Regions from separate parts of the Homo sapiens genome. Here region 2 is linked to region 1. Evidence: read pairs that join two places in POLR2A ChIA-PET (ENCODE). Cell type or tissue: A673. All regions are shown on one strand. Each heading gives the region's core, and the rest is flanking DNA. Links, peaks and the distances in the headings are about the cores only.

Evidence for each region. Peaks named below come from ENCODE experiments on the same cell type or tissue, not always from the same donor. Only the 100,000 strongest peaks of a DNase experiment are listed, where the experiment ranks them.
Region 2: POLR2A ChIA-PET joins it to region 1 with 7 read pairs; 4 of 35 experiments call an interaction of 5 or more read pairs at or near these places.

The regions. Positions count from the first base shown.
Region 1 is chr16:67,954,847-67,962,391 of GRCh38, reverse strand. It overlaps SLC12A4 (solute carrier family 12 member 4), which reads left to right. Exons shown (of 24, transcript NM_005072.5): 3 at 686-817; 4 at 4,348-4,494; 5 at 4,596-4,650. Among named protein-coding and RNA genes, the nearest start is that of SLC12A4, 10 kb to the left of the region's middle. RefSeq lists an enhancer at 2,118-3,317. In A673, for the core only: no CTCF peak of the experiment used is centred there; no DNase peak of the experiment used is centred there; H3K27ac peaks cover 646 bases.
Region 2 is chr16:68,283,079-68,290,623 of GRCh38, reverse strand. It overlaps SLC7A6 (solute carrier family 7 member 6), which reads right to left. Exons shown (of 11, transcript NM_003983.6): 4 at 2,753-2,878; 5 at 84-228. It also overlaps the pseudogene RNU6-1262P. Among named protein-coding and RNA genes, the nearest start is that of SLC7A6, 22 kb to the right of the region's middle. RefSeq lists enhancers at 962-1,011, 1,042-1,181, 6,263-6,402 and a silencer at 3,964-4,258. In A673, for the core only: no CTCF peak of the experiment used is centred there; no DNase peak of the experiment used is centred there.

The DNA of each region.
Region 1 (7,545 bases), core at 1,246-6,245:
TCATCGCCTAGACCCCGGTGGGGCTGGGGGACCTGAGCTCTGGGAGGCCTCCTGACCTGGGAAAGCAGCAAGGTTCTGCGGTGAAGGCCTTGGCCCAGCCCCGCCTGAGGATGGGCTGGAGGATCAGGATCCCATCTCCGCGATTGATGTGGGTACTTGCAGGACTGGGGTCAGGGGAAGACCATCCAGGGAGATCAGGGTTTGGGCAGACAAGGGAGACTTCACTTGTCCCAGACATCACTCTTTTGCCCTCTTTGGTTCCCTGAGGTGACTAGAGTGGCTTTTTTGTGGGGAGGGTAGGCGTGAGTCCTAGAGGTGCAGCCATAGCCAGGAGGTGGCTGGGCAGAGCAGGCAGGATGAAGTATGCCATTGCCCCCCTGCCAGCCGTGTTCTTCCCTGCCCTCTCTCCCCTGAGGCAGGTGGTTTTCACAAATGGGCTGGCAGTGATTGTAGCCAAGGCGGGGTAGAGAGAAGCAGCCGCGGGGCTGGGCCTTTGAGTGCCACGTGCTGGGGTGTGGTGTGCACACCTGTCCAGTTGGATGGCTTGGACTTCCCCAGGTAGGAACTGGGATCAGGCCCAGGCCTGTCTCAGGGCTTGGAACAGGGCCAGGGACCAGGCAGCTGGCTCCACACAGCTGGCACCCACCTGGCCCAATGCCATCTTGCCCTGTGGCTCTGTTTGCAGGAAGAGCTGGACATCCGCCCAAAGGTATCGTCTCTTCTGGGAAAGCTCGTCAGCTACACCAACCTCACCCAGGGCGCCAAAGAGCATGAGGAGGCCGAGAGTGGGGAGGGCACCCGCCGGAGGGCAGCCGAGGTGAGCTGGTTGGGGCGGCAGAGGGGCCACACCTGGGAAGACAGACACAGCACCATGGAATTGACTGTTTCCCCACATGGTGGTGAGCACACTGGGGGAAGTGGGTGCCAAGCATAGTGAGCAGGGAGGATGGGCACTGAATGCCTTGTCTCAGGAGGCTTTAAGAAGTGACCTAATGAGAATCCCCCCGGGGGGCAGAGGGCCAGGGAGCCCCTCAGGAATGACAGCAGGAGACACAGCTGCCTGTACTCAGCCTTTACTGTGTGCGAGGTACCACACCAGGCCTGGGTTCTCATATGTCATCTGTACAACAAAACCAAGAGGCAGGTGCTTACTATCATCCCCATTTTTCAGACAAGGAAATAGTGTCAGGGACATTAAGGAACTTGTCTAAGGTGACTGAGCTAGACAAGATCAATGTGTAATGCTGGGAGATGGATTCGTAGATTTTATGGGAGACAGATTTGTGGGATATGTAACTATGCAAAATGCCAGATCAGTGACATTGTGTGAGGCTGGCTAAGAGTGTTGCCCTTGGAGCCAGGAACCAGGTTGTCTCTCGGAGGTCATGCAATCCAGAGCAAGTCACAAACCCTCCTGCTGCTCGCAGTGTTGGCCCAAGGCTCTATTGGCAGAAGCCTCCAACAACCCCCTGGGTTCCTTGAGTGCCAGTGTCAGGGGACATGTGTATGTGATCGGAGCCTGATGCTGCCTTGTGGGGCTTTCCTGTCCCACTTTTTGGTCACTAATCCAGTTCTCTGGCCCTTCAGCCCTCTTCTCTTTGGGGTGACTGTTACCTCTTTGCCTAGCTCCTCTGTGTCATTGCGGCTCAGTGTAGCTGAGGGCTGGGGATTTTTCTACATTTTTCATTTGGAGGCTAGGGACCCTCCCTCTCCACACACTGACTCCCTGAGGTTTGGGAAGCAGTGGTGTTTTAAGAGGAGCTGACGTCTGGCACTGGCTGTAGTATTCTCAGAGGTCGGCACAAGCAGAAGGCGCTCCTGGCTGGGATAAGCCAGGCCTGCAGCCTCACACCTGGTCGTGAGATTTGGGCCTTTCTGGGGTGGGGCCAGCAGAGAAGGTAGACCCCACTGAAGCGCGTCTCTCACCTTGCCCTTCAGGGAGGCAAACCAGCCCACACTTCAGAGAGGGCAGCTGATACCTTGAGGTCGCACAGACCTGACCCTGACCCTGTGCAGCCAGGTGTGACTAGATAGCAGAGAACCCTAACTGCGTCTGGCCATGTCTGTCCAGCACTGCAGGGGTGTCTCAACCTCTGAGAGTGCTCTGCCCACAGTGGGTGACAGGATCCTTAGGTCAGAGCCTCATCCTTGTCCCTTCAGGCCAAGCCAGGGAGCTGGTGGCGGGGAGTGAAGAGGCCCCTGAGAACGGCTAGTGCACATCTCAGCAGGAATGTGGGAGGGATGCCTGGGCCAGAGAGAGCCCATCATCCCTTGGCCCAATGGGGAACCCGTGAGGATGCTTAGCTTAGCTATCCAGCTTACCTGGCCACAGGGTAAGGATGGGAGAGGGTGACTGGGTGTCTTAGCTGCAGTAGTTTTTTCATGGAAGAAGGAGGAGCTGGGTCAAGTCTTTAAGGAGTCAGTAGGAAGTTAGGGATCTGGGGCTGCTGAGCTGTGGTCCTCACCCAGGGCAGGCCCGAGCAGGGGCCTCGGAAAAGGAAGGCTTGAAGCAGGAAGGGTGGGCCTCCGACCAGACCATGCCAAGACCCAAAGCAGCCTCTCCCCAGCAGCTGCTCCAGCTCCAGCACCGGCTTGATGACCTTCTGAGGCTGCCAGAGGTTATTTGGGGATGCAGAAAGCATTTCCGGCCCACCCTGCCCTTTCCCACACTGTCCTTTTCTTAGAGTGACTCAGCCTGGGATGGGGGTGGGACTGGGAGCTCTTGCTGTCGCTATTCTGTGGGTGGCATCCTCTGAGAAGGGCTCAGACAAAGCCCAGATGAGGGGGATCCGTCCCCTGCACTGCTCCACGCAGGACAGGTTGAGGAGCCATTTGTTTTTGCTGAGGCTCTTCTGAAGTCCTTTAGGTCGCTCACAGGTCTTGCCCCAGGCCAGGACCCTTCAGGAGGGGCATTAAGGAACTTGTCTAAGGTGACTCAGCTAGACAAGATCATGGCCATGGAGTTCTCTTCTCCCTAGCTTCAGGGCAGCACGGGCACTGTCTCGTGGGTCTTCCCTGTCCCCTCTCCCCGTATGATTTTCACTAATCTAGTCCTTTGGATCAGTGAGGAGGCTTTGCTGGGGCTCCAGTGGAAGCTGTCAGGGCCACACTTCGGAGGCTGCACTCTTGGGGGCTCAGTGCCTCAAAAAGATGTCAGCCAGCCTCTGTGCTCTCAGCCTCTGCCCTGGCCTCCTGGCTGGCCCCTACTCTGCCCTGAGTTGAGAAAGCCTGCCTGGATTTGCGTATTAGATCTTCCTCACCTGCCCTACAGCCTGAGCACTTTCTCTGTAGGATTTTCCCAACAGGATGTCCCAGGGGCTTCCAAAGCACCACTCACTGGGTTCAGAAGCACCTTTTGGGTACCTGCAGGGCCTGCTGGTGATAGAACCATAAACAAGCCAAGCCTGCCCTAATATAGTAACAAAATATACAAGCACATTCTGTTACCATGACCTGTAGTGACCACTGTGATAGGGAGTATCAGATGCCAAAGGAATGTGAGAGGGAGAACCAACTCCACCTGAGGCAACCTTCGGACATCTTCCCGAGAGAGGTAACAGTTTCACTGAAGAGTTTGCCAGGCCGTGAGGCAGGGCCGACTCTCCCAGGCAGAGTCCAGCACATTCTCAGGTTCGCAGAATCTGAGGGACCCATGTGGTCAGGGGCTGGAGCTAATAAGAGAGGTGATGGGACACATCTGGTGGCCCAAGCCAAGGAGTTGGACGGCACACTGGATTACAAGACAACAGAGGGTTTTCAGCATGGGTGATGAGATTAGACTTGCTTTCAGAGACCTACTATAGCAGCAGAGTGGGCTGGAGTGTGGAGAGGTTGACAGGCTCAGGAGGGTACCACCCAGGTGCCCCAGGTTCAAGGGACTAAGGCTGGGACAAGGCAGGCTGATCTCAGGGCAGCAGGGAGACAGACTGGGTAGGAGTTAGTGTCTACCGGGACTAGAGTTGGGGGTTGAGAGGGAGGGCCAGGGATGACTTCTGGGACTTTGGCTTGGGTGACTTAGGGCCTGCTGGGTGAGAAGGTGGAGATCTGAGACAAACCTCTCTTTCTAGAAGTTTAACAGAAGAGAGGAAGGGAAGGAGGCAGTACCTTGAGAGAGAGTTAAGGTTCCAAAGTTCAATGTGGGTTTTTAAAAAGAATCAGGTTTTACACCTTCCCAGACTCAACTGTCTTCCTATATGAAAGTCAATAGAGACATCCTAGCTGTCACCCCTACTCTCTGTGTTCCCTGGGGCCCCACTGGGGGAGGGGGCCTGCTGAGTGACTAGGGCTGACTCTCCATGGTGCATCCCTCTGATGCTCTACTCGCCCCCTCCCTTTGTGTTCGCATAGGCACCCAGCATGGGCACCCTCATGGGGGTGTACCTGCCCTGCCTGCAGAATATCTTTGGGGTTATCCTCTTCCTGCGGCTGACCTGGATGGTGGGCACAGCAGGTGTGCTACAGGCCCTCCTCATCGTGCTTATCTGCTGCTGTTGTGTGAGTGTCCTGGCGTGGGAGGGTTGGGCTGGGCATGGGCCACGGCTGCCCCCACAGAGCCCACCCAGCTGAGCCGCTCACCCAGGCCCTCCTTCCCACAGACCCTGCTGACGGCCATCTCCATGAGTGCCATCGCCACCAACGGTGTGGTTCCAGGTCAGTGAGCGCCACCCAAGGCCTGGTGGAAGAGAAAAGGACCCAGTATCTGCCTTGACCTACCTGGGAACCCCCATAGCACACCCCTGCCCCAAGCAGTTCTGTAGTGGGCTCCCAATCCCTGATGCCAGGACAGTGCCCACGTAGGAGCTTTCCTGCTTGACAGAGTTGGAGAGTGCCATTGTGGTTTTTGTTAATATAAAAGCAATACCAAAAAAGAAAAAAAAAGGGCAATGTATGTTTACTGTAAGAGGGTTTGAAAGTGCAAAAAAAGGCCAGGCGCGGTGGCTCATGCCTGTAATCCCAGCACTTTGGGAGGCCGAGGTGGGTGGATCACAAGGGCAGGAGATCGAGACCATCCTGGCCAACACGGTGAAACCCCATCTCTACTAGAAATACAAAAAATTAGCCGGGCGTGGTGGCGGGCGCCTGTAGTCCCAGCTACTCGGGAGGCTGAGGCAGGAGAATGGCGTGAACCTGGCAGGCAGAGCTTGCGGTGAGCCGAGATTGCACCACTGCACTCCAGCCTGGGCGACAGAGCGAGACTCCGTCGCAAAAAAAAAAAAAAAAAATTAGCCAGGCATGGTGGTGGGCACTTGTAATTCCAGCTACTTGGGAGGCTGAGGCAGAGAATAGCTTGAACCCAGGAGGCAGAGGTTGCAGTAGTGAGCCAAGATCATGCCACTGCACTCCAGCTTGGGTGACAGAGCAAGACTCCATCTCCAAAATAAATAAATAAATAATAAAAAAGTGCAGAAAGGTATAGAATGGAAAATTAAAAGCACCCATAATCCCACCATCCTGAAATCACTACTGTTCGCCTTTTGGTATATATAAGTCTTAGGGTCTTATGAAGTATTGCACACGCACACTCTATTTACATAAATTGTATATATATATATATATATGTGTGTGTGTGTTTGTGTGTATTTCCCAAAAGTATATGTGTGTATATATACATATGCATTTATGTGTATATGTTTACGTGTGTATGTGTGTGTGTATGTTTCCCAAGTGTTGAAAACAGTTTTTTGATTTTGGTTTTTTGGGTTTTTTTTGAGACAGAGTCTCTCTCTGTCACCCAGGCTGGAGTGCAGTGGCATGATCTCAGCTCACTGCAACCTCCATTTCCCAGGTTTAAGCAATTCTAAGTGATTCTCATGCCTCAGCCTCCTGAGTAGCTGGGATTACAGGCGACCACCACATTTTTGTATTTTTAGTAGAGACGAGGTTTCACTATGTTGGCCAGGATGGTTTCGAACTCTTGACCTTAACTGATCCACCCACCTCTGCCTCTCAAAGTGCTGGGATTACGGGTGTGAGCCACTGCACCCTGCCGAAAATGGTTTTTTGAAAACAGGATTCTCCATGGTACACCATAACCTAATTAATGTGATTATTCTCCTGCCTGTGGGTTCCACTTTTTCACCATTGTATACATTGTTGTCATGAACATCCTTGAACATGAATCTTTGTTCATGCCCCAGCAGTTCCCTTAGGAGAGGGTCCTGGAGGTGGATTACGGCATGAAAAAGATTGACTTTTCGTTTATTTATTTATTTATTTATTTTGAGACGGAGTGTGTCGCCCAGGCTGGAGTGCAGTGGCACGATCTCAGCTCACTGCAATCTCCACCTCCCAGGTTCAAGCGATTCTCCTGCCTCAGCCGCCCGAGTAGCTGGGATTACAGACATGCACCACCATGCTCAGCTAATTTTTGTATTTTTAGTAGAGATGGGGTTTCACCATGTTGGCTAGGCTGGTCTCAAACTCCTGACCTCAAGTCATCTGCCTGCCTCAGCCTCCCAAAGTGCTGGGATTACAGGCGTGAGCCACTGTGCCCAGCTGACATTTTTTTTTTTTTGAGACGGAGTCTCACTCTGTCGCCAGGCTAGAGTGAAGTGGCATGATCTCGGCTCACTGCACCCTCTGCCTCCCAGGTTCAAACGATTCTCCTGCCTCAGCCTCCTGAGTAGCTGGGACTACAGGTGCACACCGCCACGCCTAGCTAATTTTGTATTTTAGTAGAGACGGGGTTTCATCGTGTTGCCCAGGCTGGTCACGAACTCCTGAGCTCAGGCAGTCCACCCATCTCAGCCTCCCAAAATGCTGGGATTACAGATGTGGGCCACTGCACCCGGCCTTTTTTTAAAAATGTATATTTTTATCATTTCCTTTTTTTAGTAGAGACGGGGTCTCGCCATGTTGCCCAGACTGGTCTGGAACTCCTGAGCTCAAGCAATCCACTCACCCCAGCCTCCCAAAATGCTGGGCTTACAGGCATGAGCCACCACGCCCAGCCAAGATTGACTCTTTGAAAGAATTTCTTGATCCCTGTTCCCAGATTTTCACCAGAGACATTGTCTCAGCAGCAGATACAACCAGCAACATGAGATGACTCTTGTCCCCCTGTGCTTGTCACCCTGGGGCCTGGTCATGACTCTCTGAGTCTTTTAAGGGTGTTAGACTTTGATAGAAGCACAGATTCAGGGCAGGGAGCCGTGGACACTCACCTGGTGGCAGGCACTGTGCGGGGCCTTAGGGCCAAAAGGCTGGATGAGACAGTCCCTCCTCTGGTCTGGAGGAGTCAGACTAACAAAGGCACAGGCCTCAGGAGGGTGAGGTGGGCTGAGATAGGACACACCCAGCCAGAGGAGGCTGTGGGCTGTGCACAGGGCATTGGAGGATGGTGGCCAGTCAGCCACTGCTGCAGACTAGAGCTGCTCCCGCAAAGCAGTTATTTCCACGGGCCGTGCTGGACATTCGAGTCAGATGGGGATAGGATCGAATGTCAGCCTAGATGCTTACCCACCGTGCAGCCCTGGGTAGGTCTCCCAGCCCCTCTACTCATCCACAAACAGGAAAAGCAGTCCCTGTCCCTCTGGGTGGTTGTGC
Region 2 (7,545 bases), core at 1,634-6,633, 330 kb before region 1:
AGGAGAAGGATGAGGGCAGGCACGCCCACTATCAGCAGGAGTTCCAGCCAAGCTGGGGAGTGAGAGTGTGATCCCATCTTTACCTTTCTGGGTTTTTGATTTCTTCTGTTACAAAATTAAGGGTGTCCCAACCTGAGTAAGAGAAGAGGGCAGAGTAGAGGGCAAGAGAGAGGTTTCCCATGTCCCAGGAGGAACCCTCAAAGGCGTCCTGAAAGTGCTCAGAGTGTCCTGTGGGGGCAAAGGCAGGTGAGGGGTTCAGAGAGAAGGAACAGGCCAAAGGAGAAAGGAAGAGGAGATGGGAGGTGTAAGAGAAAGATACGAAAGGAGAATAGGAAAGAGGAAGGGAAGATGAAAAAAAGGAGGAATGGGGAGGAACAAGAAAGAAAAAACAAGAAGGCAGGGGAAAGAAAAAAAAACATAATTTAACACCAAAAGATCAACAACCACTAGCTCCCTACACTTTACCACCCCACCCACTTCCTCAGGAAAGCTCACATTCCTTTAATAAAACTAGACAATAAAAAACCAAAGACATTCTTGGCCGCCCTCTGATGTGACAATACTTCTTCCAAAACCCTAAAGAATTTCCATTTCCTGCAAATGATCTCACAGCAAGCCCCAGCTCTTCTACCTATTTATGTCAAGAACCCCATTTCACATGAAGGAGTCATTTTTCATTGAAAATTATACCTTCCTGTGAACTACCTCTCTTGGACCAGACTACTGCACAATTTGGTCAATGGGTTTATCAGCCTCATGGGAAGGACTCTATGCTGCTCTACTTGCGGTAGCTATGGTTGCATGGGGGAGATGACATGCTATAGAGGAACTGAGACCTTATCTTTCACTAGGCCTGAGCCACCCCCACCCTCCGGGGAGCCAGCCCAGCCTGTCATTCTCCTCAGAGGCCTCAGAGACTGCAGACACAAAAGCCCAGGGGACAGCACCCAGCTACCCAGATCAGAGACCCTCTGGACATACTGGGGTCTTTAACAAGACCCAGACTTCTAAGGAAGCCCATTGTCACACCCTGAAGAAAGCCTAGACCCAGCTCTCATGTGGTAAAAAGAGCTGGCTATGCAGCAAGAGAAGAGAAAATAGAGACCCCTGTCCTCAGGGGTGTCCATTCTCATACACAGCAGTGGTTCCCTAAGGAACAGATCTTCAGGGGAGGATTACTCAAAACCCAATTTGACCCCAGGATGCTCCTGAGCCTCCAGGGACATCCACATGGCTAGCTCTACTAACTTGATATAAGTACACAGGCTAGACCAGCAGTCTAAGAATCAACAAGGGCAATTCTTTTTTTCTTTTTCTTTTTCTGTTTTTTGAGACAGAGTTTCGTTCTTGTTGCCCAGGCTGGAGTGCAATGGCAAGATCTTGGCTCACTGCAACCTCTGCCTCCCAGTTTAAGGCGATTCTCCTGCCTCAGCCTCCCGAGTAGCTGGGATTAGAGGCACCCACCACCACCCCCGGCTAATTTTTTGTATTTTTAGTAGAGACAGGGTTTCTCCATGTTGGCCAGGCTGGTCTCAAACTCCTGACCTCAGGTGATCCATCTGCCTCAGCCTCCCGGCCTCCCAGAGTGCTGAGATTACAGGCATGAGCCACCGCGCCCAGCCCAACAAGGGCAATTCTTTTTTTTTTTTTTTTTTTGAGATGGAATCTTGCTCTGTCACCTAGGCTGGATGGAGGGCAGTGGCACAATCTCGGCTTACTGCAACTTCCGCCTCCTGTTTTCAAGCCATTCTCCTGCCTCAGCCTCCTAAGTAGCTGGGATTACAGGCGCGCACCACCATGCCCAGCCAATTTTTGTATTTTTAGTAGAGACAGGGTTTCTCTATGTTGGTCAGGCTGGTCTCGAATTCCTGACCTGCTGATTCGCCCACCTCAGCCTCCCAAAGTGTTAGGATTACAGGCGTGAGCCACCGTGCCGGGCCAAGGGCAATTCTTAAAAGCACAGCTTTTTAGACTCCACACCAACCAGAATGTGATCCAACAGATTTGAGATTAGGGTCTCAGCTCCCCGGGTGACTGTACACAGCCACATTTAGGGACTGATGACCTAGAGAACTGGGCTGTGAAATGATTGAGATATCTGTGGCTAAAGACACCTCAAGACCTCTCTAGGGCTCATGAGATCTTGGTAGGCCTGTTACCCTCACTGCCAGTCCTCTCTGATCCAGGAATGAAAAGCTTTCTAAAGCCAACATTTAGGAAAGACACTGCCAATTTCACAATATTTTAATATTTTTCTGAGAGCTGACTTGGGGAGGGATTGCTGAATACAAGTCCAGATGAAAAGTAAAGGCTGCAAAATAACCACCCATTTCCATACCCCACTTCCAGCTCCATATACCCTGCCACCTGTCTCAAGGAGGGCCCAGTCTTCCTACTTGTAGCTTGGCAGTCACAGACCACAAACAGGAGCCACTCTATCCCCACAGATTACTTTTATGACCCAATCATGACCCAAGCTTCAGGAGCTCCTAGGCCCTTGGCTGGCTTCCTGCAATGCTCCCAGCCTCCACCAAAGGAAACCAGCCCTGAGGGACAGGCTGACTCATGTCCACTTGGCCAAGCCAGCCTGGCCCAAAAAGCCCAGAAAGAAATCTACTCCCATCTCTTGCACTCACTGACACATGCTAGCATGTACATAGAAACAGCCGAGCAGTGAAGCTAACAGAGTCGCCATGTTCTCCTCAGGGAATCCAGAGGAACTGTTGGTGGTACCCCCCTTCCCACCACTTACCCTGGCACAGTTTAACAAGGCCCATGACAATGATGGCAATGAGCGCTACGACCTTGGCGTAAGTGAACGTGTCCTGCACACGTGTGCCCCACTTGACATAGGCACAGTTCACAAATGTCAGCAGACCTAGGAGGAAAACCACAAAGTCACTGGCAGGCTTGAGTTGAGGGCACAGGGGCCCAACCCCTCTTTACAGAGAGCACTCTTTCTGCCCTTCCTGCCTAAGGCAAAGGGGCCAATGGACCAGTCAGAACAAGGCGAACTGGCAAGCGAGGGGACACCCTGCACCCGCCCCAGCTGACAGCACACAGGCACTTCCATCACTACTGGTGCTCAAGGATATGAAGGCATGCGTGAACACATACTTATACATCCTGATGGCTAGCACCATTTCTGGGAATTCCCCCCAGGCCCAGGGATGGGTGATTTCACCTACTCTTTCCCACCCAGACTCCCAAGGTTCCAAACCACAGGAGACACAAGACCTCTTCATGGCCAAAAGAAACTCATCAGTAAGTGAGGTAAATTTGAATGCAGATGGCAGGTTACCTAAGAAATTAGAGAGACAGTGTTTTGCATTAAGTGTAAAAATGAGGCCAGGTGCAGTGGCTCACACCTGTAATCCCAGCACTTTGGGAAACTGAGGCAGATGGATCATGTGAGCCCAGGAGTTAGAGACCAGCCTGGGCAACATGGAGAAACCCTGTCCCTACAAAAAATACAAAAATTAGCTGGGCGTGGTGGTGCACACCTGTAGTCCCAGCTACTCAGGAGGCTGAGGAGGGAGGGTCGCTTGAGCCTAGGAGGTTGAGGCAGCAGTGAGCCGTGCACTCCAGCCTGATGACAGAGTAAGACCTCGTCTCAAAAAAAAAAAAAAAAGGAGAAAAAGAAAAGTCTGTTATATGCCTGACAATTTCACATACACCTCTCCATCAATTCTCACGACTCCAAAATACAGATATTCCTATTCCCATTTTATGGATGAGGAAACTGAGGTGAGAGAAGCTAACTACCATTTCTAAGTTCACATTCCCAAGCCCACTGATCGCTTCCACCCTCATTCCTACCCATACCTCCCAATTCTCAATGAAGTCCATGGAGAAGCGCACCCACTCGAGTACTCCCTAGGCTCACGTGGCTTTAAGTTCTAGCTCCTCACACACTTCAGTGACATCTGGGCCCTGTGCTGAGAGCCCCGGCACTTTGCTCCTGCTAAACAATGACTGATCCATGGGGACGACATAAGAGCAATATCCAGCAGGAAGGAACGCAGTGACATCTGTGAGTACTGCCTCTAGCATACAAAAACAGAACTTTTATGTGCACCTCAAATCTTACTACAAAATCTTTTGGGCCCATCCTCTAGGCCAACTCCACTTACTCCTACCCACTTTGCACTCTCTCCTTCAGCCAGACTCTCTCTCTTACTCGTACCGTACACACACATAAAAAGAAATGTCCTCCCCTCCTCTTCCTGCCATAGCCAACAGCAACTCCCAGTCAAGGTCTAGTTCAGCCCCCACTTCCTCTTCCTCTGTAAAACCTTCTCTGAATACACCACCCCACCCCTCTCTGAGCTCTTTCTCTCCTGAACCACATGGCATTCCTGCTTCTTAGCACAGGTTAGTGTCTATGCTATCATCATGTAGACACCTGTCTCAAGTCTCTCCCTCAGGTGATTGGGTCATGCTTCTCCCAAGATCACAAATTCTCAGAAGGTAACAGCAGTATATCATTTTATTTTCCTTCTTTCCTTCTTTTTTTTTTTTTTTTTTTTTTTGAGACAGGGTCTTGCTCTGTCACCCAGGCTGGAGTGGGTGCGATCACAGCTCACTGCAGCCTCGATGTCCAGGGCTCAAGTGATCTTCCCACCTCAACCTCCTATTAGCTGGGACCACAGGTGCACACCACCACACCCAGCTAATTAAAAAAAAATTATTTTGTAGAGACAGGGGTCTTGCTGTATTGTCCAGGCTGGTCTGGAACTCCTGGGCTCAAGCAATCCTCCTGCCTCAGCCTCCCATATTAGGATTACAGGCATGAGCCACTATGCCTGGCCACGTTGTTTTCTTAAGCTCATCACCAAGCAAAGAGGGGCACTGATAAACCCTGGTTGGAACCAAGGTGGTAAGATTTTCACTCTAACTTCCAATTCCCTGGAGCAAGGCAAATTGTCAGAAAGTTGGATATTCTTCCATTCAAATGGAGAGAAGTGCCTATGGCCAGCCTGTGAAAATGAACACAGGTGGCAGGTGCCAGGCTCAATGGCTTCAAAGAGCTTTCACTCAGTACACTGGCCAGTAACACAGGTGCTTACTAGTCAATCATGATGTGGGAGTAGGGGGACAGTGGTCAAATGGGAGGGGAGAAGCAGCCCAAAGAAATGCATGCTGCTGGCAGGTCTTCCCAGGGACCTACCCTGATGATCAAAGCTACCTGTATGGGGTTAAGCCTCAATCAGCTAACATAAGGATTACCTAGTTAATAGGTACCAGTAATCCATAGGCCCCTACACAGTACAGTAGCCATGTTTTGAAGTACCTGCCCAGCTCCTTCTTGGGAATTGCTCCCCCTTCCCTATCATGACTGATGGAGCCAGACACTGGACCCAAGTTGAGCCTGTTACATTGCCTCTCCCAGAAACACAGAGTTGGAATACCAAGAAACTGAATCTAACAGTAATGGGCAGAAGGGTCAGGAGCTACAGCAAGTGAAAGTCACATACAAGCCCTTAGTAACAAAGGGACAGAAACCATAAGTAAATAGAGGAAGGAAGCAGAACACAAAAAGAAGCAGAAGTGGGAGGGCATGCAGCTTAGACAAAAAGACAGACAGGGGGCCGGGGCAGCGGTGCACACCTGGAGTCCCAACTGTGTGGGAGGCTGAGGTGGGAGAACTGCCGAACCCAGGAGTCCGGGCCTATAGTGCACTGTAATAGCATCTGTGAATAGTCACTGCACTCCAGCCAGGGCAACAGAGTGAGAACTTGTCTCTAAAAAAAAAAAAAAAAAAGACGAGAAAATACACAGAAGAGACAGAGGGGTGAGAGATAAGAGACAAGGAGGCAGAGACAGAAGAGGATAAAAGGAGAGAAACACAAAAAGGTGGAAATAAACATGGAGAAAGAGACTGTCTGACAATATCCTGGCAGTGCTAACTGTGCTTCTGGTTTGCAGCTCCAAGGGGAAGAGAAGCTGATACACTCCTCAGACCCACTAACTGGCACTGGGTCTCACTTCTGATCCTTCTCCTTCCTTCTATCCTGCCATAAATGTCCTACAGGTTTGGTCCTCTCTGTGCACAGGTAAATATTACACACAGTGGAAATTCAACTATGTGCTAAACTAATGAATAAAGAAGGCTGCTTGTGGAAATGCCTGCAGAGTCCATTCCAATAGACCAGCTGGAAGGATACAAAAGCACCTGGTCAGAGTGGCTCCTCTGGGGAGAAAGACTAAAGCTGTGGAGAGGGAAGGAGACTTTTTCCACTCTGTGGTTTACCATGGTTTACCGTGAACATACGCCTCTTTCTAGATAAAAATAAAAATAGTTCGTGCTCACTTCAGCAGCACATATACTAAAATTGGAACGACGCAAAGAAGATTAGCATGGCCCCTGAAAATTTTTAAAAGAATTTGTTTAAAAATAAAAATGGTTCATTAGCAACAATGTAGCACCAGAAGGCAGAGCCAGGGTAGTGTGAAGCTAGGAGGCACCTAGGGCACAAAATTTAAGGAGGCACTCACTCTCAGGGGACCACATGCCGGAACCTGAGAGTGAGTACGCCCTTCAACGCTGACCCCAGGCACCTCGTTTGCCTCACCCTACTATCAGCCCTGCCAGAGAACAGAGAGCTCCTAGAACAGTCTGTCAAGCAGAAGCCAAGTCCCTTGACTGTTCTCCTGATTCTAATTAAGAAACAAAATTTCACCATCTGATCCTTACTCCTCTATTGCTTCCCAGAACTCCCAGCCCCCCTAGCTTACCATAAACTATCAGAGTTCAAACAAAGTCAACAACTGGGCCTTAAAGCCAGATGCTAAGATTCAGCTACCACAATTAAAACATCCAAGCCTTCCCTCTTCTCCTGATCTCATTTCCTTGCTGGACAAGCCTGCACCAAGGAGCGTGGGACCCACGTGAGGGTCTTCAAGGCTCTCTGGGAGCTTATTGCTGAGAAAGGAGTACTCAAATGGCAGATCCAAACTGAAAGCCAAAGCAGAAACAAATCCCCAAAGTCTCTGTGGCAGACATGGCTAGTTATCTTCCTCTATCTGTTCTTCCCTTTTTCATTCGTAATAGAAATTTTAGCTGAAGGCATGGCTGTCCAAAATAAAGCTGACATTGCCCAGCCTCTCCTGCAGGTAGGTACGGCTGTGCAACCAGGTTTTCTCCCGGGATGTATGCAAATATTTCATATAAGACCTCAGAAAGTGTCTTTAAATGGGGGAGGCAGTGTCTTTGTCCTTCTTGTCAGTTACAGTGCAGACATGACAGCTAGAGCTTCAATAACCATCCTGGACCACCAGCTAGAAGTCACAGGCTGAGGATGGCAGGAAGACAGAAGGAATAAACCTGGCTCCCTGAAGAACTGAAGTCATCCAAACCACACTGCCTCCTTTTAACATGTGAGAGAAACAAACATCAACATGTTTGAGCCATGCTGCTAAAGGTTTTCTGTTGTCTGAAACCCAAGTTAATAGTGAATAACATATGCACCCTCTCGCAGAACTGTGCCTTTCATACTCTCTTTCTGATGAGGAGATTGCCTGGCAATCTGAAGCTGTACTCCC